Regions from separate parts of the Homo sapiens genome. Here regions 2, 3 and 4 are each linked to region 1. Evidence: chromatin loops called from intact Hi-C (ENCODE). Cell type or tissue: PC-9. All regions are shown on one strand. Links, peaks and the distances in the headings refer to the core of each region. The heading gives the core; the rest is flanking DNA. Region 1 overlaps RASAL2 (RAS protein activator like 2). Region 2 overlaps RASAL2 (RAS protein activator like 2). Region 3 overlaps RASAL2 (RAS protein activator like 2). Region 4 overlaps RASAL2 (RAS protein activator like 2).

Region 1 (8,370 bases), core at 1,609-5,608:
GGACCCTTCCTTCACCCATCTCTCACCAATCAGAATATCTGGGAGCTGCCTAGGAATTGCATTTAACAGGCACCCAGGTAATTTGGATATACATTAAAAGTCGAGATCTCCTGACATAGAACATTCAACATGTTATACGTATTGCTCACCTGTTTAAGATGATTAAATTATGAGATCTTTGAAGGCTGAGAGAGAACGAGGGTATCTGTTTTCAATTTATGAATTGAATGAATTTTTGGAGTTTTAAAAGCTAACACATAATTATAGCATTCATTTCATTTATTAGTTTCTCCTGAGGACGAAACTTGGCCTTGAATTTTATAATTCAGGGCTTTGAACATCTAATTTTTGTTTAACCAAAGTAGAAAGTACTGTAATGCTTCTAAAAACTACATTTACAGTTCCTGTTGCGCTAAGTAGATATAGATAAGCTACATGTTCAAACTTGCTTTGTGGTCCCCACTTCACTGTCCTCTCTCCTAGAGCTCTTCCAGATGTCAGGTTTTCTGAAATTGATCCTGAATTTAAAAATAGAGAAGTGACAGAAAAAAATGTGAGGTTTTAAATTTGATGTTGTATAAAAGGTAATATTTTTGTTTTTTCTGTCACCCAGGCGGAATGCAGTGGTACAGCCATGGCTCATTGCAGCCTCAACCTCCTGGGCTCAATTGATCCTCCTGCCTCAGCCTTCTGAGTAGCTGGGACTACAGGTGCACGCCATGATGCCCCACTGATTTTTGTATTTTTTGTAGAGATGGGGTTTTGTCATGTTGCCTAGGCTGGTCTTGAACTTCTGGGCTCAAGCGATCCTTCTGCCTCGGCCTTCCAAAGTGCTGGGATTATAGGCATGAGCCACCTTGCCTGGCCCAAAATGCACTATTAGTGACATACTTATCTATGACAGGATTTCCAAACTTTTTCCCACCCAAAGGAAATATCCAGAACCCCAGAAAATGAAAGTAGACCTGCTCTGGTTACATACCCCATGGGTGTTCCTGAGACATTTCCTAGGGACTCAGGGCTTTGGGCATAAAATTTGAAAATCACTGGAAGAAGTGGTAGCTAATTTTTATTAAATTTTATGTAGAGAGGATAGGAGAGAGTCTGAAGTTCTGTCAAAGCTGTTCAATCCTTAGAGTGGTAGTTCTCAGCCTAGGGGAATTTTGCCCTCCAGGGGACATTTGACAAAGTCTGCAGACATTTTTGGTTGTCACAACTGGAGTAGGGGGGTGGGGAGCCACTGGTATCTTGTGGGTGGAGCCCAGAGTACTGCTAAACATTTTAGAGTGCATGGTGCCCCTCATACCAAAGACTTATCCTGTCCCAAATATCAAGGGTAAGTACCTAGGCTGAGAAACTCTGCCTTAGAGAAATGTTTTCTAAAATATAATTTAGTTTGCAGTCCATATTCTCTGTAGATAAGAGTTTAGTGGACGGGAGGCAAATATTTTTATAAACGAGTAGCTTAGTAAGTTGTGGTTATTTTACCGTTAGTTTACTCTTTTATTAGGATGTTTATTTTGCAAAGATATTTTGATTAAACCTAAGTTTTCTTTCAACAGCTTTAGTAAGATTTTTAATAAGAAAATGTTATTTGTATTTTATGTATGATAACCTATTAGACCTATATGGTATGAGACAATAGCCTCTCTTTCAGAATTGCCCCGCCCTCCTTTGGGAGAGACTCTCTAATTTTATTACCAGCTTGTATCAGTTGATTTGGTTTTTTAAAAAAACACATTTTTTATCAGCTTTATTAAAATGGGTTAACTTTTAAAATGCCGCAGTATTTCAGTGGTAGAATTTCCTTTCTCCATAAGCTTTCTTTTCTATTAATTCAGCATCAAAGAAGTGTTATAGTGAGGTAAAAAACTTGAGTTTGAAAATGTTATATCTCATACTTAGAGAAATTATCTCCTATCCTTTTTAGGTTCTTACAAATTGGCAGAAATATCCTGGGAGAATTATTGCCCAAACATCAGTTAGAAAAAGTATGTTAAGGAAGTTCTGGTCACTTGAAATGCTTCCTTTAATCTTATTTCCTCTAGCAAATATGCAGCATTTTGGCCAATTTCTGTGGCATATGTATAGTAAATGTTTTACATTTCAGATCATTTTTGCTTTATATTTTAGGGGAAATTGAATTATCTGACTGGTGGTAGTTGCTGAGAATATATTTTACTACCTTATTTTAAGTTTCTTTCACTAAATTATTTCCTAGGTCTTTGGAATGGCATCTCTTCATATGCAACGTAGAATATATGCTTACTGTATTAGTCCACTTTGTGTTGCTGTGAAGGAATACCTGAGGCTGGGTAATTTATAAAGAGAAGAAGTTTAATTGTCTCAGAGTTCTTCAGGCTGTACAGGAAATGTGGTGCCGGCATCTGCTTCTGGTGAGGGCCTCAAAAAGCTTAAAATCATGGTGTTTTATTTTTTGCTACTGAAATTAACTTAATTATTTTTCAGAAGAATAACAGTATACTTTCCTGTATTCTGATAATCGATGTGATATTTTAAGTAGCTTACAATTACATTGACAAGGCTTCTGCTTTCTCACACTTAGTAGCTGGGACTGTCAAACAGATGCAGAACGAACAGGTGAATAATTTGTTTAGTTAGTTATTTTTCATTTCCTTTTCAACTAGATTGAAAAGTAGGGATATATAATCCTACATTTTAGACTAATTGCGTAAGACATCTTGAAGAATTAAAGAAGATATTCTAGAATAGCAGAGAGTTCATTTTTCATAAATTAGATGGTGACAGTGAGAGAAATTGTATTGTTGATATAGTACATATTTTTGGCCAATTGGCAGATACTTGGACACCTACCTAAGGAGCAAGGGCTGGTGCTAGGCATTGTAGGGATACAGATAGTTATAATAACTGATATTTTATAATGTTTACTATGTGCCAGACACTTTCTGGGTACTCAGAACTTACTACTTGTATAAATTTTACAGCAGTCATATGCTCTTACCTCTCTTGCAAATAAGAAAACTGAGACATAGGGAAGATAAGTATCTTGGACAAGGTCACAAAGCTGGTGGTGGAGTTTGGATTTGAAACCTGGTGATATGGCTGTGGAGCCTGTGTTATTATCTTGTAATCAGTAGCACGAAGCAGAAGACCTGGTTCCTGCCCTCAAATAGCCTGTTGTCTAGTTGCAGTGACAAGTCTCAAACACATGTAAAGATATATAATGTATATTTTTTAAGATTGTAGACAGTAAATAAATGCTGTAAGTAGAAATATTCATCTATTTATTTGCCTAGGTTGACTAGCAAGGCAATCCTGACTGGCATAATCAGGATTCTAGACTCTGGCCATATTGTTGTGTAATATTGAACATCTGGGATGGGCTGTGCACTGTGCATTTGCACCCTCCATGAGTAAGATTTAAAGAAACACCATTCTTTTAGTCATTACCTTTTAAAAAACACTTTTAACCATGTACAGGTAGTTATATTGAATAGTTTATTAAAATTGTCTCACTTATTTCTGAAATCTATTTAAATAAAAATGTGGGAAAGCTCAAGAGTGAGTACACTTTACAACCTGGCTGCCTTTTTCAGATTTCTACTTGCATTACTGTTTGGAAGTTGTTCTTCATATTCCATGGGAGATGATGGGGAGTGGAAAGATAAGAAGGGAGCAGTGACATTCATTCAATTCCTGTAAATGACTTTTATTAACATTGTTCTGATGCTTCAGGTTTGTGCTCAGAAACAGGGTGTGTCATTCATTACATAGCATGCTGTCATGTCCAGTCTGCTGCCTCATGACTTCTCTGAGTAAAACTGACTCAGTCAGTGGTTTGAGGCTTGGCCTTCAGCACAAGAGAAGCAAACACCCACTTATAGCAGCTAGATTAATACTGTCTTTCTTTCTGAAATACTTAAGGTAGGATTGCTGTCTAATTCTTTGTCCTTCATTTTGTAGCTTATTTCGCCTCAGTCATCTTGTGACCCACAAACTGTAGGTTGAGTTGACTCAACCTGTAATGATTAATATTTCCAGAATGTGTGGAATGTGTCACAGTATAGTGGCTTGAAGATAGAGACTTATCAAAGGTTATACCTGGTTTTTAAGTAGCATTCCTTCTAATATTTGTTATTACCCAGTACTTAATGATAGTATATTTATTAAGTTCAGTGTTTTCTCTTGGCTTCGAATTATTCTTGAGTTTTAGAGAAATACATAGCCTGTTAAAAATTAGGCAGCAGGAAAAAAAATATTTTCTATTCTGAAATAGAAGCGTTTAAAGGCACAAGGAAATGGTAATTGCAATCCTCTTTTTTCCTGTGAAAATAACAAGAACAGCAGTAACTCTTTCTTTGCCATTTTTCATAGTAAGTAATCATAATACATCATTCCTTTGTCATTGATAGTGTTTTCTCTGATTTTTAAAATTTCAGGGATAAATTATCTGGAAAGAGCCTGTCTTTTTTGAAACCCTGTATTTGAGAGAATTACCTGATAGAAACAAAACTCAAGGCTTACAGAGGAAATGGAGTGAACATTACATTTTATAACTTTGTTACTTTTAGGCTGGAGATACATTCCTCTAGTGGTGATCTTTAAAAGATCACCTTTAATATCTAGTATCTCCATACTTATTCTAGAATCTAGACTTTTCATACATGTGCTCCCATAGCCTATACATTTCCCCCTCAATCCCTGATCAGGAGAATTGTACATCATTTCAGTTGAATTTTGTCAGTGTTAATTTCTTTTTAAAGAATAGAAGTTTACTGTAAATGACTGGTAGAAAAAGACAGAGCCAGATAAAGAGCATTGCCTCTAAATATAAAAAATTAAGAAGAGGAAATGATTGCTCTGTAACTAAGTTACTAAAGCTATGGAAAACCAGTGGTGAAAAATTTCTCAATTTTCTGTGGAAGACATTTGATTTTGTGGAACAAAATTTGAAAGGGCCCTTAAAGATACTGTAGTTCAATTCTTTCATTTTCACCTAAGGTTCATCAACCCGGTTCTTCTGACTTCAATGAAGTGTTCTTTCTACATCACTACCCGAGTATTTATGATCTCTTTGGTGTCTAAAGAATTTCTTTCCTTTAAAACCTCAGAATTCAAAAAATTGATTCATAGAAAAAAATGCTTATGCATTTTGTGAACAAATGAAGTGCCTATCAATTTTTATTATTTGAAGTCAGATAAATAGGAGTTCTAACTCTGGTCATGCCATTTATTAACTGAATAACATAATACTTAATTTCTCTGTCTCAGTTCCCTGGTTTGTGATATGAAGGTAATAATAGAATTCTACTTGTTAGTTTGTTATGAGGATTAAATGAGTTACTCAGAATCTCACATTGGTGATGTTATAATAGAGAGAAGGAAATGATTTTGTTGTTTTTATTTGAAACAATAATACTCTGTACATCTTTTTTTGTTAAGTAACTTTATTGAGGTGTAATTTATGTACATAAAATTCATTCATTGTAATTGTACAATTCACTGATTATTAGTAAATTTATAAAGTCGTATAACCATCACTTCAATCCAGTTTTAGAACATTTCCATTATTCCCACAAATTCCTTTGTATCTGTTTGCAGTTAATTCCCACTCCCAGCCCTAGGCAACCACTGATCTGCTTTCTGATTCCCCTAAATGTGCCATTTCTGGACATTTCAATACATAGAATCATAAAATTTGTGGCTCTTTGTGACTGGGTTCTTTCACCATGGTGTTTTCAGGGTTCATCCATGTTGTAACGTGAATTAGTACTTCATTCTTTTTTTTGGCTGAATAAGATTCTATTGTATAGATATACCATACTTTGTTTATTCATTCATTCATTCATTCATTAGTAGATGGACATTTGGGTTGTTCGGCTATTATGAATAATGCTACTATGAACATTCATGTACAAGTTTTTATGTTAACATACATATGTTTTATATAGTATGAACATACGTATGTTTTATATGTTAAGGTACATAGGTTTCAGTTCTCTTTGGCATATACCTAGGACTGGAATGGCTGGGTCATATAGTCACTCTATGTTTAACCTTTTGAGGAAATGCCAAATTGTTTTCTATAGCAGCTGCACCATTCTGCATTTCCACTAGTATTGTATAAGGGCTCTGATTTCTCCATATCCTCCCCAACACTTATTTTTCTGTTACTTTTTTCATTTTCTAGTAGCCATCCTAATGTACGTAAAGTGGCATTTCATTGTGGTTTTAACTTGTATTTTTTGTGATTACTAATGATGTTGAACACCTTGTTATGTGCTTACTATATATTTGTATATTTTCTTTACTGAAGTGTCACTTCATATGTTTTGTCCATTTTAAAATTGGGCTGTCTGTCTGCTTAATGAATTGTATGAATTCTTTATATATTCTGAATAAAAGATCTTTATAAAGATAGGTGATTTTTATATGTTTTCTTTTAGTGTGTGGCCTGTTTATTTCTTGATGTCTTTTGGAGTATAAAAGTTTAAAATTTTGATGCAGTTCAGTTCGTCAGGTTTTTCTTTTACAATTGATGGTTTTAGTATCATATCTAAGAACTCAGCTTAATTGAAGGTCATGAACATTTTTTTTTTTGAAGAAATTTTATAGTTTAGTTTTAAAATTTAGACCCGTGATCCATTTAAGTTAATTTTTGTGTATGATTATGAGGTAAGAGCCCATAAGATTATTTTTTAGCCTGTGGATATCCAATTATCCTGACATCATTGTTAGAAAGATTTTCCTTTCCTCATTGAGTGCTCTTGGCATCTTTGTTGAAAAATAAATGTTTGATACATGTATGCACGTGAAAACATGTTTTTTTCTTTTTGACACTAGTACATTAAATTAGAATAATTAAAACACCAGGACTCATTGGCCAGATTTATATTTTAGAATTAACATAAGTGTTAGTATTACAGAGTTTCCCTTTTTATGATACACAGACATTTACATAATTAAGGAAAAGCTTCATTTCAAATATAGAACAGGTCTTTTCCGTAGTATATTCAAATTCAGCAGGGCAGTTTATAAAACAATTACTATATAGTGCATTTAAGATAATGTCTCAAACTTGATTTTTTTAAAGGCCAATTTCCATATCTGTTTCATTGTCACTCTGGGCCTGTGGTCATTGACTTCTACCCAAATTTTAACACAAGGAGATGTAATATGTGATTGACAATTGGCAGGTCATATGACTTTGGACTTTGGAGGTTGAAGGTTAAAAGAAAAATGTTTAATTAAGTTTCTTTTCTGTTTTATGTTAAGTTGCCCTGAAATATCCCCCTGGGCCACTGTATTTGTTTTGACATCTGATGTTTGAAGGAGCATGTTTTTCCCCCGTAGAAAATCTTACATAATCTCAACTATATCACCTCTGTGTGGGAGAGATAATTTATTCTTTTACTTATTATATATTGTGTACAAGTTAGTTCTTGAATGCGGTCTTGACTACAGTATATATTGAATAGTTTATCATACGGGAAATGTAAGGAAGCCATATGTAACGTCTAGTATCTTAGATTTAGTCCTGGTCTTTAGATGCTAACTTTAGGGGGAAACAAAATAAACAAACCTCTAGACTAAAGATTTGTTTTTTCTTCACCTTGTTTGGCAGATGTAATCAAATATTAATCTTGGTCTTCTGATTTGGCTTTTCCTGTCATATATTCCTTTCACTTAAAAAATAACATTTGTCGCCTGTAATCCCAGCACTTTGGGAGGCCAAGGCGGGCGGATCACGAGGTCAGGAGATCGAGACCATCCTGGCTAACACAGTGAAACCCCGTCTCTACTAAAAATACAAAAAATTAGCCGGGCGCGGTGGTGGGTGCCTGTAGTCCCAGCTACTCGGGAGGCTGAGGCAGGAGAATGGCGTGAACCCGGGAGGCGGAGCTTGCAGTGAGCCGAGATAGCACCACTGCAGTCCCAGCCTGGGTGAAAGAGCGAGACTCTGTCTCAAAAACAAACAAAAAAAAAACAAAAAAAACCAAAAAAAAACATGTGTTATTGTTAGGTTACGAGATTAATTCATGTTTTAAAATTCCAAATAATTAGAGTAAAACCCAGTAAGTGCCAAGACCCTTTTAAAGGCAAGCCTCTTAAATGGAAATATTTATTTATTTAGGTATAGACAGGGTTTCACTCTGTGGCCCAGACTGGACTGCAGTGGCACAATCATAGCTCACTGCAGTCTTGAACTCCCAGGCTCAAGTGATCCTCCTGCCTCAGCCTCCTGAGTAGCTGGCACTGTAGTCGTGCACTACCACGCCTGGATAATCTTTTTTTTTTTTTTTTTTTTTTTTTTGTGGAGACAGGGTACGTATTTGTTGCCGAGGCTGGTCTCAAACTCCTGGTCTCAAGCAGACCTCCTGCCTTGGC
Region 2 (8,370 bases), core at 2,429-6,428, 110 kb after region 1:
TTGAGAATTTAAAATGTATTTCTACTGTTATCTCTTCATAAACATTATTTTTAAATTAATGTTATTAGTGAGAAATGTAGAGCAGAATTACACTGATAGCTCTTAAAAAGTTGGGATTTTAATTTGCTTGTATCATAAAATACTCCATTTGAATATGGAAGCCAAGCATGCAAATCTTGAATATTTGTTTAGATGACAAAATAGAAATTTGTGTTTGATTCATTTAAGACAATAGAATTGTCAAATTTTTAAAAATCTTATTTGGGACTTTTTAAAATTTAAAAATTATTTCATATTGATTATAGCATTGTTAAAGCCAAAAAGCCCACAGTGCTTAATTTTTTTAACTGATTGCCTTAAAAATGGTTGACCTTATCTGGTGAACAATTTTGGTTATGACTTGGGGCCTATGTTTTTTAAAAAACCTTAGCACTGGAAGCTTGGTAGTATCTTCATGACCAGCTGAGATCATTTTTTGAGAAGCTCTTACCATTAAGAAAATTTCAGCCTCTCATTATTAGGAGATTGAACGTATCATCAAAGGTTTAAACCCTTTCTAAAACTGTGAGAATTGTTGAAGAATTTTGTTATTGAAATATAATTTAATTTATTTTAAAATAAAGTTGAAGAATGCTAATGAGATCATTTCAGTGAAAACTGAAGTAATTTTCCAAATTAATGTATGCCAAAAATTAAGTATTTTCTATAAACCCTGTCCTCCCTAGATGTTCCTTTGCTCAGTGAATTTTAGTGATACTCTTAAACATATATATTTTCTCCTTACTCTTGGCAAATAGATAATTACCTAGAGGAAAATCTTCCTCCTTGATGTGCCTCTATTAACATTCCATTAAAATTTTTGAAAGACTTGGTTGTTTCAGTTTCTTGGATACTTGTATGTCTGTTTCCTTGCCAGGTGATCATAAGGTGATCAAAGTAAAAGAATGTCAAAGGAAATTAAGAGTTTAAAATCTTACAATCAGTTCCTCTCAATGGTTAGCATGTGTGCATTTGATAAAAGAAGCAATACTTTAAATTTTTGCATTTATAATCATTTTTGGACTTTGATAGTGCACTTTCAGTTTTTAGCAAGTATACCAAGCTATTTTTGACTGTCTACAATGTGTGAGGTGCTGTGAGAAGGTGTCCCTGCATTTTACACATATATGGTCTACTTAAGGAAATATAAAATGTAATAATATGTATATGGAAGCACATACAGAGTTTAAGTTTAAGGTGCTATTTCAAGGAATTTCGATTCCAGTAACGAAAAAACAGTGCATAGTGTCCTACCAGTAACATAACAACATTTATAAAACAGTTACTCCGCTATCTCCTAAGTGCTTCGTGTGCGTGTGTGTGTGTGTGTGTCTGTGTGTGTGTATGGGTATGTATGTGCAAGTGAGGGGGGATTAAGCTCTTAAGACTGAAATGTACTGTTTATTATAAAGACCGGATCAAGTGCCTGTGCAGAGGTCTCCTTTTCTCTTTTGGCAGTAACTTCTTTCTGGCCTAGTGTCTACATCAGTGGTTTTCTAACCTTTTGCAGTTGTGAGCCTTTCTTCATCCCTTATTTCCCACAAGCAAAAGACTACCAAATAACTGACTAGTTTGATTTTCTTATCTAAGAGAAAGTAATTAAAGTTGAATTCACTGAGTTAGCAAATTAAGTGAATTTATAGGCGAGAGCTAGTATCCTAATGAATAAAGTTTCTGAGGCAATTTATTTATTTAAAATCCAAATTATTTGGAAATAATTTTCCAAAAAAGATTATCTAGTTGTTATCCTACTTTCTCCTGCCTACCAGTATTTTTTTAATGCTCATTTTCCAGATACTGGAATTGGAAAGCTATTGATTACCAAACCTTCAGATAACCAGAAGATAGTCTCTTTTGTTCAGATATTAGGTGCAAAGGATCTGACCCAGTGTGGTCATGGTAGCTAATTGTTACATCAGCTATAAAGTTGTTGGTTTTTTAGATTATGCCTAATAATCTTGAGGGCTAAGCTACCCCAACCTATAATAGAATTTATCTCTTCATAAGTATATACTATGATGGTCCTCGTAGAGGTATGATACTGTAATAACCATGTACCTGTCTCTCAGCTTTAGAATTTGCAGTTACACTTGGTTTCCAAAAATCAGAGATTCTGGATTTTAAGAGCTTAGACTAGCCACTAAAAACCTGTAGAATGTCTAATAATCACCCCAAATTTTTACTAGTCAACCAAGTGTTATTTTTTATCCATGTGGCAACTGGGTCATTTCTTTGCTTCTCAAGCCTATAAAGATTAGTAATTCCTTGGTTTTCAGTTGCTCATTGTTTTCCAAGGAAGTCTTAAAAAACAAAGGAAAACAAAAAACAGAAAGGGTTTGCTTTAAGCATTATGATTGGTAGTTTATTTCACTGTTTAAAACTTTAGGGTATAACTTGCACAAAACACTAGGCTTCTCTAGCTTTTACTTATGAGCAAAACTTAATCTGTGATATTTTATATTGGACACTACTTTTTTTTTTTTTTTTTTTTTTTTTGAAACAGAGTCTTGCTCTGTCACCCAGGCTGGAGGCCAGTGGTGCGATCTCGGCTCACTGCAACCTCCGCCTCCCGGGTTCAAGTGGTTCTCCTGCCTCAGCCTCCTGAGTAGCTGGGATTACGGGTGCACAGCACCAAGCCCAGCTAATTTTTGTATTTTTAGTAGAGATGGGGTTTCGCCATGTTGGTCAGGCTGGTCTCGAACTTCTGATCTCAGGTGATCCACCCGCCTCAGCCTCCGAAAATGCTGGAATTACAGGTGTGAGCCAGCGCGCCCAGCCTCCCTGAGTACTTTAAATGCATTTTATCTGGTTTAATCCTCCGAATAATCCTGCGAGGGAGTGTTATTCTCATTTTAAAAGTAAGGAATTAGAGCCTCAGAAAGTTTCAGTTACTTCTCCAAGACTACACAGCTAGTAAGTTGTGGGTCCTAGGTCTCTTATGATTCTGTGCTCCTCCATTTGGGGGCCCACTTTGAACACATGATGTTTGAGAGTTTTTCAGGAACTTGAGAGCATCGCTTCAAGCAGTATTGCGGAATAAAGGGGCAGGAGTTTAGCAGCAGAGGTTAGTTCCCATATGAGGATATACATTTGGAAGCCATCAGCCCATGGACATTGAAGCCACAGGAGTGGGTGAAATCACACAGGCTAGGGATATAGTGGGAGAGTAATGAGAATGTTGAGACTAGCATCCCAGCCTCAACACATCTGGACATCTTATTCCAGTCTAACCAGTGTCTGTTAACAGAGCCAGTGGTTTACGAGTATAGACTTGGAGTTTACCAATGTGGTGGTAACTTTAATATTCTTACTTTTACATATACTTGCATACACACCTTATTTATTTTTGTTTAACAGCTTTTTTGAGATATAACTTACATAACGTATTTCATCTACTTAATACACACAATTCAATTACTTTTTTATTGTGATAGCATGCACATACCAAAAAATTTACCACTTTAACCATTTTTAGGTGTACAGTTCAGTGGCATAAGTAGCTTCACATTGTTGTTCAACCATCACCATCATCCATCTCCAGACTATTTTATCTTCACATACTGAAACTCTGTACCCATTAAACACTAACTCCCCATTCTTGCCTCACCCTAGGCCCTGGTAACCACCATTCTACTTTCTGTCTCTATGAATTCGATTCCCAAGTACCTCATATAAGTGGAATCATAATATTCTTTTGTACAGTTTATTTTTAGTATTTTTACAAAGCTGTACAAGCACACCACAATTTTAGAACATTTTCATTACACCAAATACCTATTAGCAGGCAATTCCTGTTTACCCTTAAAGGTCCCATCCATCAGACCTAGGCAATCAGTAATATACTGTCTCTATAGATTTGCTTATAGATGCTATATAAATGGAATTTTACAATATGTGACATTTTGTGTCTAGCTTCTTTTACTTAGCATAATGGTTTCATGGCTCCTCCATGTTATAGCAGCAGTACTTTCTTTTTATCACTGACTTTCTATTGTATGGATATACTATATTTCATTTATACATTCATCATTTGGTGGACATTTGGGTTGTTTCCACATTTGTGCTATTATTAATTATGCTACTATGAACATTCATGAACAAATTTTTACGTGAACATATGTTTTCATTTCGCCTGGGCATTTACCCTTGTATTTTGCAAACAGTGTATTCTGCCTCCAGAATAATGATTTGGTGTTTTGTGACCTTAAGTCACATTAAATTTTCCATTTGTTATCTGAACATGTAATGGTGCTGCTACTTTATTATTGTTTTATATCCGTGTATTCATTCAGTAAAATATTTCTGTGTGTATGTGTGTATATACACACACACACACACACTTTGATCACCTCAAGTACCTATTAGCAATCACTATATATATATGTAAATAAAATTTTAGTCTTAGTCAAATACCTTCTGTAGTTAGTAATTTCCCACACCTCTGCTCAAAATATAAATATAGTTCAATGTGATCTAGAGTTTTCAACTGGTAGCTTGATTACAATGAACAGTATGATTTGTCTGCATTTCCAGGATGATTGTCATCCTGGAATGATTTATCTGCCTCAGGCAAGTTTTTATTTGGTTTCTCACACTCAAGGCCAGTTTGTCTTTGTGAGGAAGCAAAGAGAAGAGTAAGATGAGTAATGACTCTGGATCTATGATTATGAAACCGTATCCTTATGAGTACACAGGTTCTTAGTGACTGAGCTTGAGTCAGTTAACCACAGGTATTTTTCCTGTCATTCTCATGTGGAATTTTCATTGAAATGTCTTAAAAAAATTTTGCCTCTAATTTCTGGATTTAAGGATGATTACTTATTCACCTTTACAAAGTAGAAACCCTATTCTATCTATGTTTTTAGATTTTGTCACCAAAATGTCAAAATAGTTTGAATCTTAAGGGATATTGATTCATATAATTTAGCATAGTATATAACCATAACCTTGGTCAAACTAAAGAGTATTTTGAAAGCTATGTGTGTGGTTTGTTGTTCTGAAGTAAAGTGGTATCTGGTGGTTAGAACATAAGAGTTACTGTCAGCATTTGTGGGTTTTCTTCCCAGATCCAAGCTTTTTTAAAAGGAAAGTCAGAGTCCATGCCTGTTGTATGTTTAGTGCAATGGTTTACATACTGTAGATATATTGTAAATACTAGTGAAGATGTTATACAACTGGCAGAATAATATGCAATAAATCACTCACAATATGTGTAAAATAATGATAGTTGTCACTGGTACTTAGTGATTCTATTATTTAATAAATCTTTCTTTGAGAAAGGCATGATTACTGTTTCCAAGTAGTAGTGTGGTATTTTAAGCAACTTATAATAAACATTTTTAGTTCAAAGTGGTTAGACATTACTCTCTATCCAAGGGACTTTTGAGGACACTACCTCATGGACACCATCCATATATCACAGTAGTACATGCCAGAATCTAAGAGTAAGGAATACGTTTAAGATTGTGTGATGATTCTAATATGTGGACACGTTAGGCACTGATACTCTAGTATTTAAGTTTTATTTACCTCTATCCTCTTGATGGCATCCTAAACCATGGTTCTTAAAGCTTGAGCTGGATGGAGGTGTTCTGCCCCTGAAATAAGGTAATAAAGGTATTTTCCTAGCTTATTAAAAACAGATGAATGGTATTTTTATTTAAAATTTTTATTTTATAAATTTTTTAACATTGTGGTGCCTTGCTATCCCTTAGCCTATAATAAAACATAAAATATTTGCCTTTACACAGATTTTTATACTTGATTATTTTGTCTTTAATATAAACTTTTGTAATTACTTTTTGCCCTGTGATGTAACATTAGGGCATTGCTTTTCAAGCACAGTGTTTTATGAACATATGTTGTCCACAGTGAACAAGGTCAGTTGCTAGTGGAAATTATGGAGTTGCTGGCTTACTAATCCTCTCTAGCCTATTATTTCAATTTATTGGACTGTTAGTGATACCGCAGATATTGTTATTAGTCCCTAGATGTAGACAGTATTTCTTTGAATAATGCTTTCCTGTTCATAGAATTCTAGATGTATCATTTTGTTTAGCCAAAAGGAACTTAATACTTTCCTGTAAACCCTATCACTTCAGATGTTAGTGTTTATTGTATTTCTTTACCAATAAAGAACATTCATTTAAACACAATAGGTCCATTTTCTTATTTTTATCCAGTTTTTTTTTCTTAGCCTTAGACTTTATTTTAAATACAAGAATATAAAGGGATGTTTTATCCAAAAGCAAATGGCATTGAAAAAAGACCACTTTAAATTATTTAAAGCAAGTGTCAAATTTTCATAGTAAATAATGTATACATGTGTTGCTGGAGAGGATATTGGGAATTTATCTTAAATGAAAATTTATGAAAATAAACTTTTTAGTCTTTTAAACAAAATTTACATTATAATTGTAACTATATACTAGTTATTAAAATAAAGTTATTAAGCTAATTATTAACAACTTTTTGTGGTATTTTTCCCTGAACAAAATTGTGTGACTGCAAATCAATATCCTTCACTTCACATTTTACTTTGGAGAATTATTTTATTATAATGTTTTTTAGGAAAATTATTGGAAGATTTTGTTAGTTTTTAAGGTTCCTTTTTATTTCTATTATAATTATTTTATTTATACATATTTTTATTTTTATTCATGACTTTTTTATTGATTAGAAACATAAGCCCTCTGGTGTATCCTACTGTCACATTGTTCTAATTGACCAGTGTGGTTTTTAAATAAGAGTGCAGAATATAAAGTATGAGGTGGAATTTTGAGGAAAATGATTTATAAATAAAATTTTAAAATAGGATGAATTTATGAATACACTTGAATATTTAGGTTTTGACATTTATGCTTCTTTCTGGTGTGCTATATAATTACAACTTAAATACCCTAAATGAGTATTATTGATGTGATTCATATACTTGAGATAAGTACACAGAATGTTGAGTCACTGTATGAAAGAATGAAAGAATGAAGAGCTGTTTATATACAGATATGGAAAGATCTCCAAGCTGTGTTAGGAAATAAGCTACAAAAGTACTATATGTTTCTTTTGGTTCTTTGTAATTTTCAATCTCTTTCACGTGTGTTGCTAGTATATTGTGGAGAAAGTAATAAGTTCACTTTATGTGTGAGGAGAAATACTTTAGGGGTACATATTAAATTTCCATGGGTAAGCTCTTTTCTCATCTTTTAAGGCAGCTGTGGATTTGGAAATGGAGAGTCAGTCTGAGAATCAAACTTGAATCCTCCACTGATCTGATATCTCTATCCATCTTTAATTTAACTAGAATACATTGAGCCTTGATCATGAGCATCAGGATTAAATAACATTTACATAATACTTCACCTTCCTCTCTCAGAAATGGATGACCAAAGTATTGCACTCAGAAGGGTGTGCAAAGGTGTGCAGATGACATACCAACTTATCAGTATATTATCTTGGACAAACTTACTCTTCATTTGGCTGTTAAATGCAGGAAATAATAGTACAGATTAATTCTCCCCCTTCCACAAATACGTACATATATGCATGCAAAGAAGTGTATGCAGAGGCCATGGCTGTTGCTTAGTCTGGAAAGCTTTTTCAATCTGAAGGCTCTGTCTTCTCTTGCTATGGTGGTGTTTACCTCTAGCTCTCTCTTCAATTCAATTTTTTGCTCATGCAGGGAGCACTGGTCAGAGCACAAGGATGGAGAACTGCTTTATTTCACCCTCAGGTTTGTTTCTTGATTTATTTATAGTATTTTTGAGTGTATCTCTTTGGGTAGTTTTCTTAGTGGTTGCTATAGGTATTACAGTATTCATATGTGACATCACAGTTTATTTTTATCAACATTTTACTACTCTGAGTAAATGTCAGGTAGTAAACTCTCCATTTACACCCTCTGCCTTCCCCACTTTTAAGTATCATTGTCTTTGAATATTGGATGGTGTTCTAATTATTGCTTCAATTAGTATATATGGTTTATAAAACTCATGAGGATACTTACACGTTCCCATATTTCTGCTTCCTTCCTGATACTCTTAATATTTTAGCATATCTTTTAACATATCTTTTCTCTTTGAAGAACTCCCTTTAGCCATTCTTTATGCATAGGTCTGCTAATGACAATTTTTATAATTCATTCTCTCTCTCTCTCTCTCTCTCTCTCTCTCTCTCTCTCTCTCTCTCTCTCTCTCTCTCTTTCATCTCTCTCTCTTGTCTCTCTCTCTCCCCACTCCTGGGCTCAAGCAGTCCTCCACCCTCGGCTTCTTAAAGTGCTGTGATGGGATTATAAGTGTGAGCCACCAATGCCTGGCCCACTTACATTCTTGAATC
Region 3 (8,370 bases), core at 2,441-6,440, 66 kb after region 1:
AGTATTTCCTCTCAAAAGCATGTTCAAATAAAACTTAGAAGTAGTAAAATTCTTCAACTTACATTCGGATTCTATGATTCTTAAGCTTACATTCTGTGATCCTAATTCAACATTTATTGAATGAGTGTTACTATTTAGAAGGCAAATGATACTCTTCATTATTTACAGATATCTGTATACTAGCTTAAATTGTTTTGCTTGAGGGTGATGAACCACAGGAGTCACTAAAAGTACCTAATTTCTAAATTTTATACCCTCTAAAAAGCTATGAATACTGTTTCTCTGATGGGACCACTGAGTTCACTTAATATAGAGCCATATTTACTGGTGCCAGTTATAAAATTGAGACCCATATGGTAGTTAGAAGCATTCAAGATAAAGGCAAATAACCATAGCAATTATTGTGGTTCGCTTCAAATGTTGATTTATGTTACCTGTGTAAATCTGGAGTGATGACATTGATACCAGCTGCATCATTATCAACCATGAGTTACTACATGAATGACTGATAATATTCTCCCAAACTACTATTTTATGGCTAATCATTATGGCATAAAATAAGAGACCTTCAGCAATAGCATAATTACAGTTCTTATATTCCTTGGTATGTATTCCACAAATTTTGTTAAATAAAAATTGATTGTCATGTGAGGATATAATAACCAATTCTTGCTACATTAGTGGGGTCCATTTGTAAATAGGGTTGTAGGACTGTGTGGTAGAAATGCTGACATCTGTCTATCCTTGAATACAAGTACCAGATACAGGAGAAAGAAAGACCAAAGTAAACCAGAGAATTCATCCTGAGTCATTGGTCTTATGAGTATACTTTTCTGTAGAACCAAAAATTTAACGAATACATTTTTCTGGAAGCTTTAGAGTTATTTCACTTTTCAGTAAAGGCCACAGCATTTCTGTTACATTGTATATTGGAGTGATTATATCTAGTTTATAAATGGCACGAATATGTTCTACACAACCCAATGACCTCGCAGTCTCACTGTAAAAAACAGTAAATGAGCCAATAAGATAATCAAATCTGAAAATAATCTATACCAGTTGTCTCAAAAGTATGGTGTATACATCCCTGGGAGTACAAAGATAATCCTCTGGGGTTCAGGATAAAATTATTAGCACATCTATTTATGTGTTTTTTTCTCATTGTGTTTAAATTTATGTTTCTATCTTTTGCAATGTATATTTACAGCAGTCCACGAATGTAATTTATAAATACACCTGGATAGAGATGCATGTCCAATTGTTTTTGTAAACTGATGGTACATGTTGGGAAAACAAAGTTGAAACTACTGCTTTGTGCTGTGAACCAGTGGTTCTCAACTGGGGGCATGCTGAGTAGTGTCATGTCAAGGGGGCAAGGGTGTGCTACTGACATCTAGTGGGTGGATGCCAGGGATGCTGCTAAATAAACATCCTTGAGTTCACAGGACAGCTTTCCTTCAGCCCCCTACCCCACCTTCCGCAGAAAGAATTATCTGGTCTAAAATGAGTTTGAGAAACACAGGTATATACTGTGTATTTCTTTTTCCTTGAAGGAGGGATCGCAAAGAAGTGAGTCTAGCCTGTTTATTTTCTTTTTCATCTTGCTGTTGGCTGACTACTTGGTTTTCTTACGTATATGTCTATATTTTCCAATATCTCAAAAATAGGCACAAGAGAACTGAAGGTACTTAATTTTATAAAACCAAAAGAATACTCTGAACAGTTAGAGGAAAAGAGGTAACAAAATGTGTAAGGCCTTACACACAGAGTGGTATCTAAAATATTTGTTTGTGGTTTTACACTTCTAAGATTAACTGAATATGTTCATTAAGTTCTAATTTTTGTTTTGTAATTCCTATCAAATCTTTTGATGCTTTATGAACTGCATTGGTGTACTGATTCATTGAAATCTAAAAAGAAAGCTGCTACTGATAAGATTGACAGGAAGGAATCTATCTAGCTAGAATAAACTACGTGCAAAGTAAAGAACAAGGAGTCCGTGATCTAATGATTTTTGTGAAAGATTCTGACTTGAGGGTTTAATTTCCAAATTGGTATGCTTCTCATATGCGTGATCTTATGCATATTAAACTTTGTTGTAATTTCATAGTTAAAAAAAAAAAAAATCCCCTATATGTAGCCGGAATAAACAGTCACTGTGAGTTGTCCATTTTAGAGCATAGGTTTTTAGGTGGTGAAGACCTGTCCTTAGTTGAATTTGTATGTGAATTAAACTCTTATTTTTATAACAATTCACTTGAGTTCTTTAAATAAAGATGATGCCAAAGAGATGTAAGGCTTGTCTCTCAGAAGAATAGTAAGGATTAATGGCTTCAGGTATTAGGAGAATTAAATAGAATAGTATTCTATCACCATCTAATTGCTTTTTCTTTTGATAATATGTGCCACAGAATGTGAAACAGCTACTGTTCACTCCACTGAGAGATACTTAGGATGCTTTCGGTCAGCCTAGCTGAATTGTTAGCATGATCCTTAATTAAAATCATCCAAATGATAGAAGGTTCTTCCTGAAGTCAGTGGAAAAACCTCTTAGCATACACTCTAGAACTCAAAAGGAGCTTAAAAGTGGGAACAACTTTAGAGTTACAGGCAGAATTAGACGCAGTTAATAATAGCACTTCTCAAACTGTATGTGCTTTTAAAAAATTTCAGTATGTTGTGAGCCAATAATTTTGTTAAATATAATATAAATGAATAGATAAATGAAAAAAAAACACATACAAAAACAAGCCATAATTTTAAAATTTAGATTCAACAGACATAATATTACTGTCAAATTGCAATGAAGGTTTCTAAATACTTATCCTCTATTATTATATCCATCTTGACATAGCCTGGTAACAGTTTGTGGATCATCAGAAGCCTGTGAACCAAACTTTGGGTTGCACGAATTTCAGTAGAAATTATATGAAATAAAATTTCTTTCTCTGCCGTTTACACGTTAGCTTTTGTTCAGTACAGATTTCTGCTTACTTTCAAATGCTGTCTTGTCTTCAAAGCTTTCCTTGACTTTCCCAAGCTGACTTGGGTAATTCCTAGCCTATAATCTTGCTGTATCCCCAAAGGGCCTCTAGTATAGCAACTGTGATATCAATTCATTTATTTCATTTAAAGAAAATGTAAAAATAGTCCTTAAGACCTAGAAAGGTTTGTGGCACACAGACAATAAGTAAATGTTTATTTAATGAATGAAATAAAAAACGAATGAATTGTAGCAAAATCCTGAGGCTTTAATAACAACACACACTGGATAAAGGAAAACTTCATTTTGCAGAAAGAAAAGACAGTTTCTCAGTCTCAAAAGACTTATGTGAATCTAATTATTATAAAAATAACCCTTGATAGACACCTGAACACATGCATACATTTCATAACTGTATAACACAGACTGTGGAGGTGAAGGAGCATATGGACCTAAATAAAAACTCAAGACCCCTTAAGAGAACTTGCTAGCAATGCTGATTTAAATAATTTTTAACAGTGAGGGGGTCGGAGGTGGGGATGGGAAAGGGAGTTGAAAATTAATGCCCCCAGAGTTTCGTGGTACTCTGTGCTATCTTTTTTCTTTTCCCTGTCCCTCCAACTGTTAATATTTGGTATCTTGTTATACTACTTTTATTTCAGTAAATATTTGATGACAGTCTATTATCTACTCTGTTAGGCACCTTGGAGAGTACAAAGAGAAATGCATGAAATTAACTAAAAGACAAAAAAATGCATTAGGTAGAAGTGCAATAGCACATGAACGAAGAACTTTTAAAAATATGAATAAATTATTTTAAAATTAAAAGTGTTCAAATACAGAATGCTTTTCAAATCTGTGTTTCTTCTGAGGCAGTCTATGGATATGCTTAGGACAGCTGTTTTAGATGACACATCTATATAAATGTGAAGTAGATTTATTTTCTTTAAACAAACCATTAGTGTATGTGTGTATATACACACACACATACATGTGATGTTGAACTAGCTTCATCAACTTCTCAATAAATGGACACATTTAGCTTCTAAAGGTAGAAACGAGTCTAAAAGGGAAGAAGATGGTAAGCAATTTAGCAACCTACAGTCTTCTTCAGTTTTTGATCTGTATCTAAGTAGGCAAATGAATATATTTCTTTCAGTACTTCCTCCTCTGAGTCTGGCCAGCTATTTCCTTTGCATTCTGTCTCCAAGGCACTGGTTTAGGGGAAGGAAGTACAGAAGTCTGAAGTCCTAGGTTGTTGGCACTGCCCCTGGGGAAAGTGAGATATCTTGCATTACTTCTTGGGTATGTGCACATTTCCAGTTCCCACAGAGAAGCCGATCCCTGGCAGAAGGCAGATAGAGACAGCCAGACTGAGTCACAATTAGAGAATCAGGGAAATTATTTTTTTAAAAAAACAAAGGCTCTTAGTAGGGTCAAATTTTTACATAGCGAAACAGGAAGCAGCGAAAAAAATATATTTAAATCTAGATCACGTTTGAGGGAACTCATCCCAAAATTTTCAGGTTTTTCTGCCATGACAAATAAATCAGTGTGGATTCATGTGACAATTACATCTGTTGATTTTCCTTCACAAACATTGACTGATAATCTTCTGGTGTATTTTATCTCTATCTCCTAGCAGCATAATGCTCTTTAAATATGGTTCATAGGATAAACGCAAGTCAGGTTATTGAATGTTAAAGACCACAATAAATAACAAACTGTCTTTTCTGCCCCAACCCTCCTTTTTCTGATTGGAAAATTATTTGTTGGGAAAGCCTTGCAACAGTAAAATAAATTACTTTTGTTCATAATATAATGAATTTTTATATTGAAAATAATAAAAATTAAATCAGCACTTTTGAAAAACTGAGGACATGATTTTATGACATGACGCTTTGTAAAACTTAATTCTATTTGGAAATTCTTTAAACTTTCTTTAAAAAAAAGTTTTTTCTTTTCTTTCCCTTCCTTTTCTTTCTTTCCCTCCTTCACCCTGTTCTTTCTTAGCAGCTAGCACAGGTAGTTGATATATTATTTCCCTACCTAGATTTAAATGTCCTGTTTGGAACGGAGTTATTCCTTTTTTCCTTGTACCTAAACACTTAGATTGCCTCATAATACATGAAACTTAAACATAATTTACCACGAGTACTTGACACAAAGAATTTTTTTTGGTGAATATAAAACATTTAATTTTAAAATGTTGACACTATAATGTATGAAATAGCTAGCTATTACAAATGCACATGGTGTATTTTGTAGATACCAACTAGACTTTTTTGTTTTAGGAAGCTTTAAGTTACACTGTGGTTAAGACATATCTTCACCCTTGAAAAAGCCCACATTCTATCACTGTGATGTATGGTCAAACTGAGGCCCAATCGTTAAACACTTGGATCAAATCATAACTAAGTTTATTGCCAAAGGACTTGTACACATTTATTTGTCAATTTTAGTGCCTTAAAATCTACCCAGCAGCTCATTAACATATAGAAACATACATCATGAGAACAAGAACTATCACCCATCCCTTCTGTATATTAGCAACTTATCACTCCTGAGCAACATCTCATTACTGAGGCCTGTGAACAGTCACTTTTCACATTTGAGTGAAATATGGAATGACTTAAGTATAAATGCAGCTATTATAAGTCATTTCTTACAAAAATGTCATGAATTAAAGTATTTTACAGCATTTACTACAAAACTCCATAAAAACTGCCTTCACTTAAACTCTCTCTCCCCATATCCAGCAAACCAACTGGATGTCTTTGGGCATCTCTTAGCATGGATAGCACACAGAGTAGTGTCTTCCAACACATCCACCAACTATGCCTCACTTGCCTCTGGAAGTACAGGAGAAGCTTGGTCAATTTCCGGTAATGATGAATTTCTCTAAGCACCAAGGTCTTGGGCCTGTAGTGATGCATTTTTATGATTTTTGTTGTTGTTGTTGTTTTCTTTTTGTTTTTTTGTTTTGTTTTGTTTTTACCATCGTTAGAGGAGTCTGCTCTTCCTGGAAGCTTTAGTGGCTAGCTGTTTGCAGGAGGCTTCCTCACCAGTGGATTTACTAGCAGTCTATTTGGTTTGGGCCATCTTTTACCCAACGCCGAAGTCTTAGGCCACTTCTCCAACTGCTGCACTGCTTCTGCAGTCACCAAGCAAAGAAAAGATGCTCCTCCGATGAATGACCAAACACTCTGCACCTGACACAAAGAATGATTTTAAATGTAGATAGTTTTGGTATAACATGCCCAACCATTTTTACTGTTCAACTTGTCATGTTCAAATGATGAAAAATAAAAATAAAAATAGTTGTATAAGGATCCAGTAAGAGATGTTATCTTGAAACTGTAGTTTGAGTGATTTAAGAATTTTGAAGGGTAATTTTGAATGTATCTAATTTTTGCTTTCCTCATTTACTTTAAAACCAAATTCAATTCCTGCTTCTATTTCACTCAGCACAGATAAACATACACAGTGCATTTCCACTGTAGTTTCATTTATATTTGAGTAAAGTGGGGCTAAGAGGTATTAAATGACTTGCTCAAAGGCAGTCAACTAGACAGGTGTGGCTGGGACCAGTGAGACTTAATATTTTCCTGATTTTAAAGGTTATATTCTAGCATACAATCTAGATTACTTCTAATTTGCCAGCAGTCAATATAGTATTTTTTCCATAGTAGGCGTTTATTAAATATTTCTGATTTAATTAACTGCATTTGAATAGCTAATTGTTAGTGATCTTTTCAATAATTTGCAATGTGAATTAGTGTAAGGTTAAAAGTTACTAGGCTTGTGTTTGAATTGTTGCTCTTGCTAAATATTGCTGTACCACTTAATAACTATTGCTCTGGCACTTATTGTGTGGCTCCCAAAGCCACACAATAGAATGAAGTATATAAGAATATAAGTGAAGAAAAAGCTTCACTTTCTTCATTTATAAAACCTACCTCGTAGAGTGCTGTGAGAATTAAAAATAATAAATATAAGATGTAACTATATAGTAAGTATTTGATAAATGGTAGATATTATTTTCCTTTAGCACACTTGATATTTTTCGTCTCGAAAATACTGCTATAGAAGATGAATCATTTTTTATGACATCAGAACTAAACAGAATTACTCATCAAACTATACATTTTCTAGATAGATCTATTGAAAGCATGACACTTAAAAAAATAAGCTAATTATGATGAGCTCTGAATTAAAGACACTGAATCTGCTGTCTCAAGGCTGTTATTATAATCATAAAAGGATAAGAGTTATTGACAGTCATCCTTCTAGCCATACTATTCATATATATTACCCATACTATTCTAGAGACCTGTGAAAATCTTTGGATTCTATATCCTGGTAAAGATATAAATCTACTATCCCAAGACCAGACATGTAAAAATTCCATATCTCATAAATATTTGAGGATATTATATAATCCTATCAAATGAAAATATAAATGAAAGAAGAACAGATGTAGAATGTTATAGGTATTATATTTAAGAAATAAGGTAGGATCTTAAATTCTCAGAAGTTCTACCCTCTCCTTGGGGTACTTCTTCTCATTAATTTAAAAAAATAAATAAATAGTTGCTAATTGTATTATATATACCTAAAAATATATTGCCTTACGAATTTGGGGGCCATTCATATTCATTTAAAAACATGTTTAAAACAACTAATACTATAAAGAAAGGGAAAAGTCAAGGTACAAAGTGAGAAGATATTTGCAACATGTAAAACAAAAGATTAAAATTCAGAATAAAGAACTTTTAAGAGAGAAAGGCAAACCAATCAATGGAAAATAAATGTAATCAGCCTTCTGTATCCATGGGTTCCTCATCCTTGGAATCAACCAACCATGGATTGAAAATATTAGGGGAAAAAATTCCAGAAAATTCTAGAAATCAAAACTTGAATTTGCTGCATGCTGAGTACTACTTTGAATCCATGCCAGTGAAGTGATATAAAAGCGTTGTATTAGGTACTATAAGTAATCTAGAGATGATTTAAAGTATACAAGAGGATGTGCCTGGGCTGTATGCAAATACTACACCATCTTATATAAGAGACTTAAGCATCCTTGGATTCTGGTACATGGTTGTGCAGATCCTGAAACCGGTTCTCCACAGATACCAAGGGATGACTGTAAAAGACTTCAAGTGAGACCTCATAAGAGAGGAAACACAGCTTACTAGTAACTACAACAAAAGGTGTTCAACTTTATTAGTAATTAGGAAAATGCAACTTTAAACCACAAAGAAATACTCTTATATACCATCTGATGACTAAACATTAAAAAATGTTGACATTAGTGATGAAGGACATGTAGAGCAATAGGAATTCATTTTTATCTCATGGGACTGTAAATTGGTAGAAGCCCT
Region 4 (8,370 bases), core at 2,363-6,362, 140 kb after region 1:
ATCATATAATCCTGAAGACCATTCACAGTTTAAATCAGTTTTTTCTATCAGATTTTATTACAATATTTTTACCATCTGAACATTTTCAATAGGAGTAACAAATGAACCCATTGTTTCAGATGTGTGAAGTTAAAATAATAACAAGTGCTATTATTTATTGAGGGCTTTACAGTATGCCAAGCACTGTTTGTAATGCTTGATATTTCTCACTTAATCTTCACCACATTCCTACATAGTAGAAACCACATTATTCCATTTTAAAGATGAGAAAACTGGAGCTCTAAGAAGTTAAGTATCTTGACTAGAGTCACATGGCTGGCAAGTGATAGGATGGGAATTCCTTTTCAGGCAGTCTGACTCCAAAGTCTGTGCTCTTAACCACTTGACCTTCATGCTTCTCAAGAATGATAATAATCAGAGTTAACATTTACTGAGTACTTTTCTGTGTTCCAGAAATTGCTCTCAACTCTTTCTGGTGTGTTAACTTATTGAATCAAATAACCTAAGTTGAGGACATGGGTCTTGCCAGGGTTTCAGTTTGACTCTGAGCCTCCCTTTGCCAAACGTTTGTGGTTTGGTAACTTCTTCTCTAAAATCGTTTAAAAAAAAAAATTGAGACAGGGTCTCACTATTTTGCCTAGGCTGGATTTGAATTCCTGGACTCAAGCGATCCTCCCCCATCAGCCTCCTGAATAGTTGGGATTACAGGCCATATGCCACCATGCTGGGCCTCAAAGATCTTTGAAAATAATTTGTGTCTGCTGAAAATCTGTATTGAGTTGTGTTAAACAACTCCATAGGAATTCTAGCAGAGGTCAGCGTGTGCCATTGTGCTCTGAGTTAGTATTACCTTCCTTCTGGTATATTTAGGTACTCTTACTTTTCTTATGGGAGAAATAAAAATTTTAGAGAGTTATGCAGAAGTCTAAGTTTGAACCTAATATTTCAAGTGCTGCTTAGATATTTATAAGGGAAAGATTAAATACCTTGTAACCAGCATTTCTTTTCTGATTGTTTAAGTTAAAGCAGTGGATGTACATAGTTAAAAAGTCAGTTCTGCGAGGATTTAAATGAAAATGATCATTCACTTTCCCTATCTCTACCCGTTGCCTCAGCTAGTTTCTGCTCCACAGAGGCATCCATTGTCAACTCTTTCAGAGGTTTCTTTCACTATTTACCATCATATTTTAAATAACTCATGTATTCACGTACGCATACATGAAACCAAGATAGACTTATACAGTTTTAAACATTCTTTGTTTGGAATTGCCTTCTACTTGTAATCTATTTCTAAAATTCTCTCTAAACCCTCATGCACAAAACTGTGATGTTATCCCCTTGTATAATTTAGAAAATCAGAGGTTCTTACAACCCCCTCTCAGATTTGATAATTTGCTATAGTGGCTCTCAGAACTCAGGGAAACAGTATATAGTACTTACTATTATCAGTTTACCAAAAGGATATCATAGAGGACACAAATGAACAGCCAGATGAGGAAGTATATAGGGCAAGGTCTGGAAGATTTCTAAGGGCAGGTACTTCTGTCCCTATGGAGTTTTAGGGTATACCAGCATCCTGGCATGTGGATGTATTCACCAACCTGGGAGCTCTCTGAACCCCACTGTTTAGAGTTTTAATGGAACTCTATTACATAGATATGATTGATTAAATCATTGGCCATTGGTGATTAGCTCAATCTCCAGCCTCATTTCTTCCATGGGGGTGTGGGTTACATCTGAAAGTTCCAACCCTCTAATCACAGGGTTGGTTCCTCTGGCAACCAGCCCCCATTTGGGGGCCACTAAGAGTCAACTCATTAGTATAAACTTAAGTAAATTTGAAAGGGACTTACTATGAATAACAAAAGATGCTTCTCCAACTGATTACTCTAGAAATTCTAAGGATTTTAGCAGTTCTGTGCTAGGAACCGGGGACAAAGACCAAATATGTATTTCTTATTATATCAGAATATCACACTTGCCCCAAATCATCTGTAATACATGGAAGATTTGAATCTAGTTATCTGACTATACCACTAAATTAGTGTTTTCATATAACTCACATTTGGCCTTGTTCAAATGTTCAAATGGAACTATATAGTCATGGTTCCCTCCTTTTGTTGTTGTTGTTTTTGGTTTTTTGGTTTTTGTTGAGACAGAGTCTTCCTCTGTCACCCAGGCTGGTGTGCAGTAGCACGATCTTGGCTCACTGCAACCTCCGCCTCCTGGGTTCAAGCAGTTCCCCTGCCTCAGCCTCCCAAATAGCTGGAATTACAGTTTCCCTCCTTTTCAATGCCCAAATAATTAATAATAGAAAAACGTTATTATTGTATGCCAGTATGTGCAAAGTGCTTTGTTAAGCACTCAGTATGCATTATCTCATTTGAACCTCAAAAAACTCCCTAAAAGAGTAGGTATTTTTATAGTCCCTATTCATAGATGAGGAGATTGAGGTTCAATTAGGTTGAGTAATTTGTCCAGTCTTTTTCAAGTAAACTTTTTATGAAAGGATAATGTACACAAAGTACATAAATTGTATAGCTTGATGTATGGCTTGATGAATTTGCATAAAGGGGCATATCTGTGTAATTTATACCCTGCTCAAGAAACAGAACATTATTACCATCTCAGAAGCCCACTTATGTCCTGTCCCAGACACTTCACCTGCAAACAGTGACTACTAAACTGACTTTTAATACTATAGATTAGGTTTACCCAATTTTGATGTTTAAACAAAATTACACATCTTTTGTATCTTTTTTTGCTCAACGTTATATTTGTGAGAGTCAAACATATTGTTTTCTATAGTTATAGTTCTTTCATTCTCCCTGGTATATAGTATTTCATTTTATGAATTACCAAAATTTATCCATTTTACTGTTGGTTTTTATTTTGGATTGTTTCTAGCTTTTGGCAATTTTGAATAGTGCTGGCATGTATGTTCTTATACATGTCTTTTGACTAAAACATGTCCACATTTCTGTTGGGTATATATCTAGGAGTAGAATTGCTAGATATGTATACGTTCGGTTTTAGTTAATATTGTCCAACAGTTTTCAAAAGTGATTTTACCAATTTATACTCTCACCCTCAGATCCTTCAATTCCTCAACAATACTTAGTATCTTTTTCATTTTAGCCATTCTAGTGGGTATGTAGTGCTATCTCACTGTGGCCTTAATTTGCATTTCCCTGATGAGTAATGAAGTTGAGCATCTTTTTACATGTTAAATGGACATTTGGATATTCTTTTTTGTGAAGTGAGCATTCAAGTCTTTTGCCTGTATTCAGCTGGTTTGTCTGCCCTTGTTTCTTTTTTCTCATACCATTTACACTTGGTTTTACTGGACAGCCTTATTCATTTTGATACGGCTCCAATGAGTGGAGGAACACCAGGGCTCTTGTCTCACACCAAATTCGATAAGACGACATGGACACACGTGGAGTGGTTTTAAGTAGCAGAGAGTTTAATAGGCAAGAAAGAAGAGGGAAGAAAGAAGGAAGAAGCTACCCTGTACAGAGACAGAGGGAGGGGGCCTCCAAAGCTGAGAGGAGACCTCAAGTGCGGCAGAAACCAGCCAGGTATATGAAGAGGCTGGAAGAGGCAGTGTCTTATTTGCATAGGGCTCAGGGGATTGGTTTGATCAGGCATGTCATTCATGTAGCCTGTGGGAAAAAACTGGCCCTCCCACCCTAGCCTTTTAATATGCAAATGCAGAGTGCCATGAGTTTCTATACACTTGGGGAAATGGGGGGCAGCCATGTTGCCAGGCACATGTGGGGGCAAAGGCAAGAGAACAAGGGTAGGAATCGCCATGCTGGGCGGACCCAGTTTCTAATGGCTGGCATTTGTATATCAAAGGTTTCCAGCCCAGCTCTAAGAGCTGGGCTTTCCTGCTAGACAAGAAATGTTTCTGAAGCTGCTTCGAAAGAGACAAAAACTTTCCAAGGACCCCTTTTCCTCTCCTATCTGCCTAAAATAATTTCTTAACTCCTACCACATTTTTGTCAGTCTATCCATCCTTTTCTTAACAGATTACATTGACTTTCTCCATCCCTGTTCCCTTTTTCTGAAGAAAGAACTTTAGACTCTTCTAGCATTTTATTTCGGCATTTACATATCTCTCTTAATTCCAAATAATATACATACACTGTTGCTTTTTTATTCATCCATTTTAGACCTTTTTACTGATTTCCTATTATGGCGGATGAGGATTTAGCTATCACATAAAACCATTCCAACTTCCTCACTATAGTTTTTGGTGATTGGTTGGTTTGTTTTTATCAGTATTCAATGTTTGTATTATTATGCCATGCTGAGTATGGTTGAATATCATTATTATTTTTCCTTCCTTTTTTTTTTTTTGAAGTTTGTAATTGCCCTTTTTTCCTGTTTGTTTAGTTTTCTTATTACTTATTCTTCTCAGACCTTACTGTAATATTGCATTATATTTTTACTCAAGGTCGATAATACCAGGTAACGTATCAGATCTAGTGTCTTTTTTTTTTTTTTTTTGAGAGGGAGTCTTGCTCTGTCGCCCAGCTGGAATGCAGGGCTCACTGCAATCTCCACCTCCTGAATTCAAGCTATTCCCCTGCCTCAGCCTCCAGAGGATGGTCTCAATCTCCTGACCTCGTGATCACCCACCTCAGATCTAGTGTTATTTTGCTTTCTTTTCTTTTTTCTTGGAAACATTCCTCATGGAGCCCTCCTCTTCTTACCTTTAGGCCTATTTCCTGAATAGCTATCATTTTAGGAGTTTCTTTTGCTGTCATTCTTGGAATTCCTTTTGCCTTTTTCATAGGTTGTATTCCTCGTTGTGTGGATCTTCCTCTCTTTTTTTACTTACTTCCTTGCTTTGTTCAAGCATATCCTCCAGTAGTTAGTTGTTGTTTTTTGTTTTTTTTTTTAAGAGACAAGGTCTAGGCCAGGCATAGTGGTTCACACCCATAATCCTAGCAGTTGTGGAAAGGCAGGAGAATTGCCTGAGGCCAGAATTTAAGACCAGCATGGGCAATAGAGTGAGACCCTACCAAAATAAAATAAACAAATTAAAAATTAGCAGCTGGGCGCAATGGCTCCCACCTGTAATCCCAGCACTTTAGGAGGCCGAGGCGGGTGGATCACGAAGTCAAGAGATGGAGACCATCCTGGCCAACATGGTGAAACCCCATCTCTACTAAAAATACAAAAATTAGTTGGGCATGGTGGTGAGCACCTGTAGTCCCAGCTACTTGGGAGGCTGAGGCAGGAGAATTGCTTGAACCCGGGAGGCAGAGGTTGCAGTGAGCCGAGATTGCACCACTGCACTCCAGCCTGGCAACAGAGCGAGCCTCCATCTCAAAAAAAAAGAAAAAAAATTAGCTGGGTGTGGTGGTGCATGTCTGTCATCATGGCTACTTGGGAGGATTGCTTGAGCCCAGGAGTTAAAGGTCACAATGAGCTATGATCACACCACTGTACTCCAGCCTGGGCAACAAAGCAAGACCCTGTCTCTTAGAAAAAAAAGAGAGAGAGGAGGGGTATTGCTTGCTCCTTTGTCCAGGCTGAACCTGAACTCCTGGACTCAAATGACCCCCCTGCCTTAGCCTCCTGAGTAGCTAGGACGACAGGCATGCACCACGGCTCCTGGCTTCCTTCAATAGTTTTTAAAGATGGCACATAGGCAGAAAAGCATGGTATGACAGCCTTCAGCCTGCCAGTCTCTTTAACCATACTGCTGCAATCAGGACTGGTGGATAGTTATCAACCTCCTATTCTTATTCGTTGTCATGTTGAGATACTACTTGCTTCTCTCCTGTATTGGAGCACCTGTTTTTTTAAATACTGTATGCTTTTTGTTTTCTTGGTTTACTTTCTATTATGAACTGAGTGTGTCTCCCCAAAGTTATTTTATGTTGAAGCCTTCTATCTGAGTGTGCTGTATTTGGACATAGGACCTGTGAGGAAAGTGATAAAGATTAAATGAGGTAATAAGGGTGGGACCTTAATTTAATAGGGCCGTTGCCCTTATAAAGAAGGGGAGAGGCTCCAGTGATCTCTCTTCCCCATGTGAGGACACAGTGAGAAGGTGGCCATCTGTAAGCCAAGAAAGAGCCCTCATCAGGAACTAAATTGGCCAGTACCTTGATCTTGGACTTCATAACCTCCAGAACTATGTGAATATAAATTTGTGTTGTTTAACTCACACCGTCTATAATATTTTGTTAAGGCAGCCTGAGCAGACTAAGACATTCCCCCATTTTGAAGGAGGACATCTTCTTGTCAGACACGTGTGAACCAGAGCAATTCTATCCTAAGTAGGAACTGGGTACAGTGAGGCTGAAACTTACCAGGCTGCATTCCCAGATGGTTAAGGCATTCTAAGTCACAGGATGAGACAGGAGGTCAGCACAAAATACAGGTCATGAAGACCTTCCTGATAAAATAGGTTGCAGTAAAGGAGCTGGCCAAAACCTGCCAAAACCAAAATGGTGACGAGCGTGACCTCTGGTCGTCCTCACTTCTACACTCCCACCAGCGCCATGACAGTTTACAAATGCCATGACAACGTACCCTATATGGTCCACAAAGGGGAGGCATGAATAATCTACCCCTTGTTTAGCATATTATCAAGAAATAACCATAAAAATGGGCAACCAGCAGCCCTTGGGGCTGCTCTGTCTATGGAGTAGCCATTCTTTTATTCCTTTACTTTCTTAATAAACTTGCTTTCATTTTGCACTGCGGACTCGCCCTGAATTCTTTATTGCGTGAGATCCAAGAACCCTCTCTTGGGGGTCTGGATCGGGACCCTTTCCTGTAACACTCCAGTAGGGTATTTTTCCTGATTAGCAGTTCGTGGTAGGCAAAATTTTTGAGGCCTTGATTATCTAAAATCCTTTTTTTCTCACACTTGGTTGTTAGTTTGGCTAAGTGAATAATAATCTAGGTTAGAAATACTTTTCTGTCAGAATATTGAACTCATTGCTCCATTGTCTTCCAAATTCCTGTGTTGCTTTTGAGAAGTCCAGATCTATTCTTATTCCTGATGTTTTATACATAACTGTTTTTTTTCTTACTGATATGTTTTGGTGGTCATCTGTTTTTATCAATTTTGCTGGACACTCGGGTTTCGATCTAGAAACTCACATCATTTAGTACTGAGAAATTTCACAAATGATTTCCTCATTTCTGTTTCTTCTTGCCTATTATTTTTATCTTGACCCTCCTAGATTGGTTTCTCAGTTTACCTTTTTCTTTTCCATCTTTTTGTCTTTTTGATCTATTTTCTTAATTTTATCTTTTAATTATATTACTGCATTTTTTTCATTTCTGCTATTATGTTTTTAATATACAAAAGATCTTTTTAGCTCTGTAAGTGTTGCTTTTTATTAAAAAATATCTTATTTTTGTTTCCTGGATGCCATTTTTTCTTGTATCTGTCTCTTTGAGGATAACAGTGTTTTGTTTTTTCCCTGTATTGTTTGTGTCTCCTTCAAGTTGCCTTTTTCTGTGTCTCTCTTTTTTTTTTTTTTATGTCTATATTCTTCTGCTAGAAGCTTTCTTTTGGTTCTGGTAATTCTTGTTGGTCTGCTTCAGATTAAGAATGGGAGATGAGAAAGCTTACTGGAGGATCTAAGTGTGAAGATGGACCTTGCCCATTTTAAGGGCTTTACTATAAGGTGACCTGGACCTGCTGTTTGTCGGGGGAACCCTTTTGTTAGTATCTTTAGTTCTTTTCTCTTGGGATGGTCTGATGCCCAGAGTGTTCTTCTAAATTGCCTGTCTGGAATGTAAAAGTCTAATTTTGAGAGTCAAATGGGAGTTGAAGAGACCTTTGGGGGAAGCTCATGTCTTAACATGTTTAGAGTAGCCTTTTCTCAACTGTGACAATTACTCTTTTGTCCACCATTTATTTTACCCTCCCAGGAGAGCAAACCTCCATTCTTTTACCTGGGTTGGGAAGGGACATTTATCTATATAATGGGCGAGAGGATCTTGGTACTCTGCCTCTTAAACAGATTTTATACTACCCCTCTTCTCCATTGAGAGCTACCTAGTACTGGCCTATCCCTGAACCTTTCAAGGATTCTGTGGTTTAAATTAGGTTGGTTCTTAGCTTTTCTCATTCTTAACCTAGGATTCTGTTACTCAGGCCTGCTAAGTCAGTTACCACTTGAACATGTTTCTTCTAGCTTTTAAACTTTTATTTACTTTTTATTTCCGTTCTCACTACTTTTGTGGGTCCATGTCTCTGTCTCTCCGTATATAAATTTATCTTTACTGTAGTTTAAGTGGGGTTTTGAAAGGAAGTGAAATTATATATGTTCAATCTACTGTTTTAACCTAGTAGCTGCCATATATTTCTTAAAATGAAATTTGAATAAG

The links. Peaks named below come from ENCODE experiments on the same cell type or tissue, not always from the same donor. Only the 100,000 strongest peaks of a DNase experiment are listed, where the experiment ranks them.
Region 2: it touches region 1 in a loop (6-fold over the local background); 6 of 110 quality-filtered maps call a loop at or near these places.
Region 3: it touches region 1 in a loop (2.9-fold over the local background); 2 of 110 quality-filtered maps call a loop at or near these places.
Region 4: a loop joins it to region 1, with 2.1 times the contacts of the local background. A loop is called at or near these places in 3 of 110 quality-filtered maps.

The regions. Positions count from the first base shown.
Region 1 is chr1:178,123,106-178,131,475 of GRCh38, forward strand. The region is part of intron 1 of RASAL2 (RAS protein activator like 2); the gene reads left to right. It overlaps LOC105371630 (a long non-coding RNA gene), which reads left to right. Exons shown (of 3, transcript XR_922307.2): 1 at 1-77; 2 at 2,222-2,396. Among named protein-coding and RNA genes, the nearest start is that of RASAL2, 33 kb to the left of the region's middle. In PC-9, for the core only: no CTCF peak of the experiment used is centred there; a DNase peak (open chromatin) is centred at 3,836; H3K4me3 peaks cover 1,567 bases; H3K27ac peaks cover 4,000 bases.
Region 2 is chr1:178,234,247-178,242,616 of GRCh38, forward strand. The region is part of intron 1 of RASAL2 (RAS protein activator like 2); the gene reads left to right. Among named protein-coding and RNA genes, the nearest start is that of RASAL2, 140 kb to the left of the region's middle. In PC-9, for the core only: no CTCF peak of the experiment used is centred there; a DNase peak (open chromatin) is centred at 4,655; H3K4me3 peaks cover 1,565 bases; H3K27ac peaks cover 4,000 bases.
Region 3 is chr1:178,188,625-178,196,994 of GRCh38, forward strand. All of the region lies in intron 1 of RASAL2 (RAS protein activator like 2), which reads left to right. Among named protein-coding and RNA genes, the nearest start is that of RASAL2, 99 kb to the left of the region's middle. In PC-9, for the core only: no CTCF peak of the experiment used is centred there; a DNase peak (open chromatin) is centred at 4,227; H3K27ac peaks cover 1,896 bases.
Region 4 is chr1:178,263,125-178,271,494 of GRCh38, forward strand. All of the region lies in intron 1 of RASAL2 (RAS protein activator like 2), which reads left to right. Among named protein-coding and RNA genes, the nearest start is that of RASAL2, 170 kb to the left of the region's middle. In PC-9, for the core only: no CTCF peak of the experiment used is centred there; a DNase peak (open chromatin) is centred at 4,807; H3K27ac peaks cover 3,300 bases.